Regions from separate parts of the Homo sapiens genome. Here region 2 is linked to region 1. A link is an interaction called in ENCODE POLR2A ChIA-PET data of the cell type or tissue named here. Cell type or tissue: GM12878. All regions are shown on one strand. Links, peaks and the distances in the headings refer to the core of each region. The heading gives the core; the rest is flanking DNA.

Region 1 (4,061 bases), core at 953-3,452:
GCAAACATGTGGGGACACTGGATCTCTCCTACATTGCCTGTAGGAATGTAAAATGGTACAGCCACTCTAGGAAACTGTTTGGCAGTTTCTTATAAAAGTTAAACATATACTTACCACGTGATCCAGCAATCCTACTCATGGGTATTTACACAAGAGAAATGAAAACTTATGTTCACGCAATAAACTTTACATGAACATTTATAGCAGCTTTATTTGTAATACCTAAAAACTGGAAAATAGCCAAATGTTTTTCAGCAAGTTAGTGGGTAACACACTGGTACATCCACACCTTGAAATACTATTCAGCAATAAAAAGGCATGTGCTCTTTACATACAATTCAAATGGATCACAAGGGCATTATGCTGAAAGCCAATCTCAAAGAGTTATATGCTACATGATTCCATTTAGAGAACGTTCTTGGACTGACAAAATCACAGTGATAGGCCATGCACGGTGGCTCATGCTTGTAATCCCAGCACTTTGGGAGGCTGAGGCAGGAGTGCCCAGGAGTTCGAGACCAGCCAGGGTAACACAGGGAGACCCGCATCTCTACAAAAATTTACAAAACTAGCGGGATATGTGGGCGTGCACCTGTGGTCTCAGCTACTTGAGAGGCTGAGATGGGAAGACTGCTTGAGCCCAGGAGTTTGAGGCTGCAGTAAGCCATGATTTTGCCATTGCACCCCCAGCCTGGGTGACAGAGCGAGACCCTGTCTCAACAAGCAAAAAAAAAAAAAAATTACAGTGATAGAGAACAGATCAGTGGTTGTCAGGATGGGTGTGATTATCAGAGGAGGAGCACAGGGAACTGTGGTGGTGACTATTCTCTATTCTGATGGTGATGGTCATCACTCCAGCCTGCACATGTGATACGTTGCATAGAACTGTAGACATACAGGTACACACACACACACACAGAGTGCATGTAAAAACTGGTAAAATCACATAAGACTGTATCTGCGTTTATTTGAACTATACCAGCATCTGTTTCTTGGTTTAGCCCAAGTACTACAGCGATGTAAGACAACACTGGGGGAAGGTGGAGAAAGTAGACACTGTATAACTTCTTGTACGTCTTATGCTATTTCACAAAAAAGGTATTAAAACTTTTTAAAAGTTGTTAAAACTATGTTTAAAACAGGGTTCTCCCACCTTGAGGAGGGGGATTTATCCCCTGGCTTCCCCTTTATGAGCAACTCCTACTATTTATTTTGCCGCCTTCTAACTTGTGGTTTGAAGTCTACAATGTCCTGCTGGCTTTGGCCGCACCCTCTGCTTCTCAGAGACTGACAGCCCATCTCGGATGGAATCAAAGCTCAAGTATGCCAGCAATGAATGTGAATGTGCCCCATTTACCCCTCCCTGAGACCATAACTTCAAAGCTAGGTAGATTCAGATCTAAGAAATGGTCTCATGGTGAAAATCAAGGACAAATCATCCTTCTCGCCCCTGTGCAGTAATTTCTTTTCTGGAATGGCTCTTTGCTCTGCTCTTCATACAGATTACACTCTTCACCTTCACCAAATGGGCCCTCCTTTAATGGAAGGAGATTAACCCTTCTTTGCCCCCTTTCAATCTCATTCAGCTGAGGGCTTTCTTTTAACAGCGCTGCTGTCTCTGGGCCTTGTGCCACAGCTGAATGCTACAGAGTGAGATGGCTGCCTTCTCTTTGAAGCATTTACGTCCCTGTCAAATACCTTTTTGCCAGACTTGGCCCTGGAAAGACAGTTTTGAAATTAAATTTATTGTGAGCTGCCTGGGTTGGCAGTATGGAATTGCACAAGGCCATGGGCATTTAGGTCAAGAGGGACTTGCTGCACTCACCACCTTGGGAGCCCTATCTTAATGAAACTCGAGCTGTATTTACTCCCAGGTTCTGCAGAGGAGTCCCCAGCATCACCTAAGATGGAGGCTGAGCATATGGGCTGAAGTCTATGCGGCATCCTGTCCGGATGTGACAATACACTCACAATCCACTGCTACCCCAGGACTGGCCTCAGCCTCCAGCTTCCAACTGTGCCTTAGTTATTAGAGGGACTCAACTCAAGAGACCATGATGAGAGGGACAGCGGTGCTCATTTCTCGGGCCTGGCTGTGAGTTGGCAACCAGGATCGTGTGCTAGAAAGGTGACAATTTTAATCGCTGACTTTCCGTAGTCGTTGGTGAATCTCGTAGTTTTGCACCTTTTAGTTTCAAAACCATACTGAACAACGGAAAATGAAACCTGCAGCTTATTTTTAGCCGTTCATGCTAAATCATGAGATTTTTCTTTGCAAACCAAAGAGGATAAAGGCTACTTCAGCAGGCTAAACTTAGTCAATTGACTTAATATAGCAATCAAGTCTGGTTCTCTGACAAGTCTCAAGTGACATTGAGAAGTTTCAGGTGATATTTTGGCCAACATTGACTATTTTGCTTAAAATTATATTTAGTTGAGTTTTGTTTTTAGTTAAACAAATGTAGTATGATATTTTCATCTGAGAGGAATTGGAAAACATATTATAAACCCTCCATTCTGTCATTTAGTCATTAATTCAATTAACCTATAACTATTTTTAAGTATCTGACAGCTTAGAATTTTTTTTAATTGAGTCAGTGTGTTGAATTACAAAGAGCAGAATGCTAGAAATTAAGGAATATGGCTTCTATGCTCATTGATGAGGCATTTATGTAAATATGACACTTACTCTCTTTGAACCTAATTTTCTTCTCCCTCAAAGAAATGGTTTAGATGGCATTTTCTAAAGCGTCTTCCTTGTCCTTTAATTCTGTGAAACACGCTCTGCCACTGAGGGCCTGAGGAAATGTTGAGGTATTCTTTGGGGGCTGTGGCAGTGTTGTCAGGCCACTCTTATTTCTGTCTCCTCTTTCCCTGTTCTAGGAGAGACAGGTTTACACAAAGCACTGTGGTCTGCTTGCCAGACAACTTGTGGCTCCCCTTGGTAAACAAGTGATTAAGTGCTTGAAAGATTTTCATAGAGATTTTCAGCCCCCAAGCCCATTCCTTAACTCCTGAAGCAAGTACTTTAACTTTAGGAAGTGGCTTCATGATACAAAGCTGAGGATCCCACTGGTAGTGGTAGAGAAAGGACTCCGGAGTTTGATGTTGGTGAGTCCAAAACATCCTCAGTGAGCCTCTCCATGGTGTTAGGAAATGCTCTAGTGCCCTGGAAGATACAAAGATCTTGCAGGAAGCAAGCCAGAGACGTGGGCTTAGGTAGATAATTCAATACAACCAAAATGCATTGTGTTTTTTTCTTTAGTCGAAAGGAGTTAAAGACTCACTGAGGTTTGTTAAGCTTCTCTGACTGAGAAGAGGTGCATTGTTGTGGCCCTTTCTGAGCTGCAATGTCATGTATCTGAGAGAAGAGAAAGCAAGTAAATTTATTCCCAGGTTTAAGTCTTGAAATATTTGTTGCCCAGGGTGTGAAGAAAGATATAAAGAGAAGATTATGCTCTCACATGAGGTGGATTTTTATGGATCTGTAAGAATTCTTACTTTTTTACCTTCATTTATATCCCCACCTTCCCTTTTCAGCCTAGTTGCCAGTCTCTCCAAAAAGATGAAACTCTACTTCCTTGCTGAATGTGTTTTGCCAATTCAGAATCTAGAAGGCCCTGTTGTTTCACTTGCTCTCCATCTGGTGCGTGACAAGCAGTCATGGCAGAAAATGAGCATGTGATTGGGTAGTAGGAATGGGCACTCAAGGTCATTACTCATGCCATGTTTCAAATGCACTGATGCACTGAGAAATGAAAGCAGCAACTATTCAGTTGCTAAAGCCGAGGTAGTGATTTCCATAATGGTGGTGACACCTGTTGAGGATGCTCCCACCAGAGGATTTGAGTTGGGTTAGGATGGGTTGAGATGTTGTCTACCACAGTCTGCCTTGCAGCCTATGTCATTTGCCACTTTTCCTTTGTTAAAAAACACATGGTTTACAGTTCCCTTTTCCTTCCAGCTCTTTCCTGGAGAGTAACCCCAGTTTGGTCCACAAGGCTTGCTGCCCAATCTTTGCCAACAGGTATGTACTCCTTTCTCATGTCCTACACAGATGC
Region 2 (4,061 bases), core at 830-3,329, 160 kb after region 1:
TAGCAATAACATATTTTTAAATTAAAATATGTATATTGTTATTTAAGACATATTGCACACTTAATAGACTGCAATATAGTATAAATGTAACTTATATACACTAGAAAACCAAAAAATTTTTGTGACTTTCTGTTTAGATATTTGCTTTATTGAAGTGGTCTGGACCCTTAGACAGTATTTCCAAGGTATGCCTGTAAAAACATTTTTTACCAGTTGAAACATACTGAGTTATTTTATATGGAAATGGTTGTTAAAATTTAGTGTTTTGTGATAAAAACAAAATAAAGTTTAGACTTGAGAGGATTTTAAGTGCATGTATTATGTTTTGCTCAAATACCTCTATATTAGTCCATTTTTGTGTTGCTATAAAGGAACATCTAAGGCTGAGTAATTTATAAAGGAAAGAGGTTTATTTTGGCTTACAGTTCTTCTGCAGGCTGTACAGGAAGTATGGTGCTGGCATCTGCTTCTGGTGAGTGCTTCAGGAAGCTTACAATCATGGTGGAAGGTAAACGGGGAGCAGGCATATTACATGATGAGAGAGGGAGCAAGAGACAGAAGGCAGAAGTCCCAGACTCTTAAACAACTAGATCTCACATGAACTAACTAAGCAAGACGCACTTATCACCAAGGGGGTGGCACTCAGCCATTCATGAGGGATCTACCCCCATGATCTGACACCTCCCACTAGGCCCCACCTCCAACACTGGGGATCACATTTCATCATGAGATTTGGAGGGACAAACATTCAAGCCATATCAACCTCTGTTCATCTTATTTTCCCAAACTGTATGCAGAAATTTACACAGTATCTTCTATATGGTACCAAGAATATATGTAATACACAATTGAAATAATCACAGATATTTTTGTGTGAAATTTTTGTAAAATTAATTGAAATAAAGTTAGCGTATAAAATACTAAATCTTCAAATAGTACCTGTATTAGCCCATTTTCACGCTGCTGATAAAGACATATCCAAGACTGGAAAGAAAAAGAGGTTTAATTGGACTTATAGTTCCACATGACTGGGGAGGCGTCAGAATCATGGCAGGAGGTGAAAGGCACTTCTTACATGGCAGTGGCAAAAGAAAATGAGAGAGAAGCAAAAGCGGAAACCCCTGATAAACCCATCAGATCTTGTGAGACTTATTCACTATTACGAGAATAGCACAGGAAAGACTGGCCCCCATGATTCAATGACCTCCCCCCGGGTTCCTCCCACAACACATGGGAATTCTGGGAGATACAATTCAAGTTGACATTTGGTGGGGACACAGCCAAACCATATCAGTACGAGAGTAGTGTAAGTTCCTCAGAATGCCCCTTAATATAAGATAATGTGATATTATAACTGCATGTATCAGCCTAACATAGTCAGTGCTATGGAAGTCATATAGAGCAATACCTTCCAAGAATTTGGTTTATTTTTTATTAAAGACGTATAATACAGTGCAAGGTATCTGATCTTCCAACATTTTCTGACATACATGAAAAGTATACTGTCATTGAGCTTCCTTTAGGAGATTGAATAATAAGAATGCAGTTGTAGACCAAATCACATTACATGTTTATTATCAAACATAGTACCTTGTTAGATTCTTTTTTTTTTTTTTTTTTGAGATGGAGTTCTGCTGGAGTGCAATGGTGTGATCTCAGTTCACCACAACCTCTGCCTCCTGGGTTCAAGTGATTCTCCTGCCTCAGCCTCCCGAATAGCTGGGATTACAGGCATGCGCTGCCACACCCGGCTAATTTTGTATTTTTAGTAGAGACGGGGTTTCTCCGTGTTGGTCAGGCTGGTCTCAAACTGCTGACCTCAGGTGATCTGCCTGCCTTGGCCTCCCAAAGTGCTGGGATTACAGGCATGAGCCACTGCGCCCAGCCTCCTTGTTGGATTCTTAATGTTACTTCTTCGTAGGTTCTTTATTTTTCTTATTTGTCCCTAGGAGTTCTTGAATCTGTGGCTTGTCTTCTATCAGTTTTGGAAAATTCCAGGCAATTATCTTATCTCCTTTTTTTTTCTGCCCTGTTCTTTTTTTCTCTTCTCTGCTGTGACTCCAGTTACATGAATAATAGGCCATTTCACCATGTCTCATATGTCTCCTATGCTTTTTCCCTCTCTGTGCTTCATTGTGGATATTTTCTACTGACCTGTCTCCCATTTCACCAGTCCTCTTTTCAGCTGTGGCTACTCTGCTACTAAATACATTTTCATTTTGGTTTATTGCTTAGTTCTAACTTTTTTATTTCATTCATTTTATAGTTTCCAGGTATCTGCTGGATTTTTCATTTTGTTTTATGTCTTTTAAAAAATAGCTATTTTAGGCTGGATGCAGTGGCTCACACCTGTAATCCCAGCACTTTGGGAGGCCAAGGCGGGAAAATTACTTGAGGTCAGAAGTTCAAGACCAGCCTGGCCAACATGGTGAAACCGTGTCTCTACTAAAAATACAAAAATTAGCCGGGCGTGGTGGCACATGCCTGTAGTCCCAGCTACTCGGGAGGCTGAGGCAGGAGAATCGCTTGAACCCGGGAGGCAGAGGTTGCAGTGAGCTGAGATCACGCCACTGCACTCTGGCCTGCGTGACAGAGCTAGACTCTGTCTCAAAGAAAAAAAAAGCAATTTTAAATTCTGTCAATTCCAATATCTGCGTCTCTTGTAAGTCCACTGCTTTCCTCATTTTTTCTCTTGGTTTTTGATCTTCTGGCATATTCTGTAATTTTTAATGGAATGCTGGAGAATAAAATATAAAATATATTGGAGATAATTTGAGGGCCTGAATGGTATATTTCCTCTAGAGAAGAAGTATGATTCCCTGCCAGCAACTGCTGTTTCTATCTTGTTGGCCAGAACTACATCATATGGCTATCCCTGATCTCAAGGGAGGCTACAGAATGTCAGTTTGCTGGGCTCATAACTGCCCCATCAAAAAACAAAACACACACACACACACACACACACACACACAAACTTGTTTTGCTGCAATTCAAATCTATTAAATGATTACAGATATAAGTAAAACTGAACTTTTGTGTGAAAAGAGACTAAAAAGTATTCTAAAATGTTCACTGATTTGAGTTTCTAAAACTGAAAAGCAGTTTTAAATAATTTAAAACTTTATTTTTCTTTACTAAGAACAACACAGTAGTAGTAAAAACTTTGAAAATTAAATTGGTAGTATATACTTTTAAAATCTGAAAATTAAATTGGTAGTATGAACTTTTAAAATCTAGAGCAAAAAAGCAAAGAAAATCTTCTGAAATTTCACCAACCAAAGGTATCTTCTATCAACATTTTGGTAGATGATCTTGTAATTTTATACATATATGTTTTTTATTTTTATAAGTTAACATTATAGTATGTACCCTATTTTGTGATTTATTTCTTTTGCTAAGGATAGTATGTATTTCCTTGTTAAAGTATATAATGAGTTAGTGTTTTACAGTTTAGAAATTATAATTTCCTTAATTTAACTCATAATGCCTTTTAATTTAGTGTTCCACCCTAACAGTATGTGTTTTGTGTCTGCCTGTTCTGTCCTCACACTTTTCTTGACCTGGTTAATATATAATTGTGTTATTGTTGATTAATACCTAAGGAATGTTTTATTTACCAGTCAGTGGGAGTAATGAACATATTAGGTAGGCTCTGACTCAATAATAATGATTTCTGGCAGAATCTCATTAAATATCCTTTTGACTTGCTATAATACTATGATTTTAGTTGTAAACAAAATGATTATCTTTTTCTACTCTATTGTCATAGTTTTTATTTCTTAGAACTGGAATAGATCCCAGACATTTCCTGAGAGACAGTTGTGTTAGCATACGATTTCTGTAATAAAATGTATATATGTTAAAATTGTAAAACTGCAAATTTTTGTGCCGTTGGCTTGGCTCCCTTGCTAGCCAAGTAATACATACATGCTGTCACAACAGAAAATATGATTTCAAAATTCTAGTTGAGTAATATTACAAATTACAGATCATGGACCTTCAAGATCACCCTTGAATAGTAGAGATTGTAAATACTAAATGCAGGAATAATGAAAGACCTA

The links. ChIA-PET counts read pairs that join two places held together with the same protein. Peaks named below come from ENCODE experiments on the same cell type or tissue, not always from the same donor. Only the 100,000 strongest peaks of a DNase experiment are listed, where the experiment ranks them.
Region 2: POLR2A ChIA-PET joins it to region 1 with 5 read pairs; 3 of 35 experiments call an interaction of 5 or more read pairs at or near these places.

What each region holds. Positions count from the first base shown.
Region 1 is chr3:141,377,461-141,381,521 of GRCh38, forward strand. It overlaps ZBTB38 (zinc finger and BTB domain containing 38), which reads left to right. Exons shown (of 6, transcript NM_001376113.1): 3 at 3,965-4,027. Among named protein-coding and RNA genes, the nearest start is that of ZBTB38, 11 kb to the left of the region's middle. RefSeq lists enhancers at 1,958-2,107, 2,138-2,227 and a silencer at 2,358-2,407. In GM12878, for the core only: no CTCF peak of the experiment used is centred there; a DNase peak (open chromatin) is centred at 2,221; H3K4me3 peaks cover 1,083 bases; H3K27ac peaks cover 2,500 bases.
Region 2 is chr3:141,535,160-141,539,220 of GRCh38, forward strand. All of the region lies in intron 4 of RASA2 (RAS p21 protein activator 2), which reads left to right. Among named protein-coding and RNA genes, the nearest start is that of RASA2-IT1, 12 kb to the left of the region's middle. In GM12878, for the core only: no CTCF peak of the experiment used is centred there; no DNase peak of the experiment used is centred there.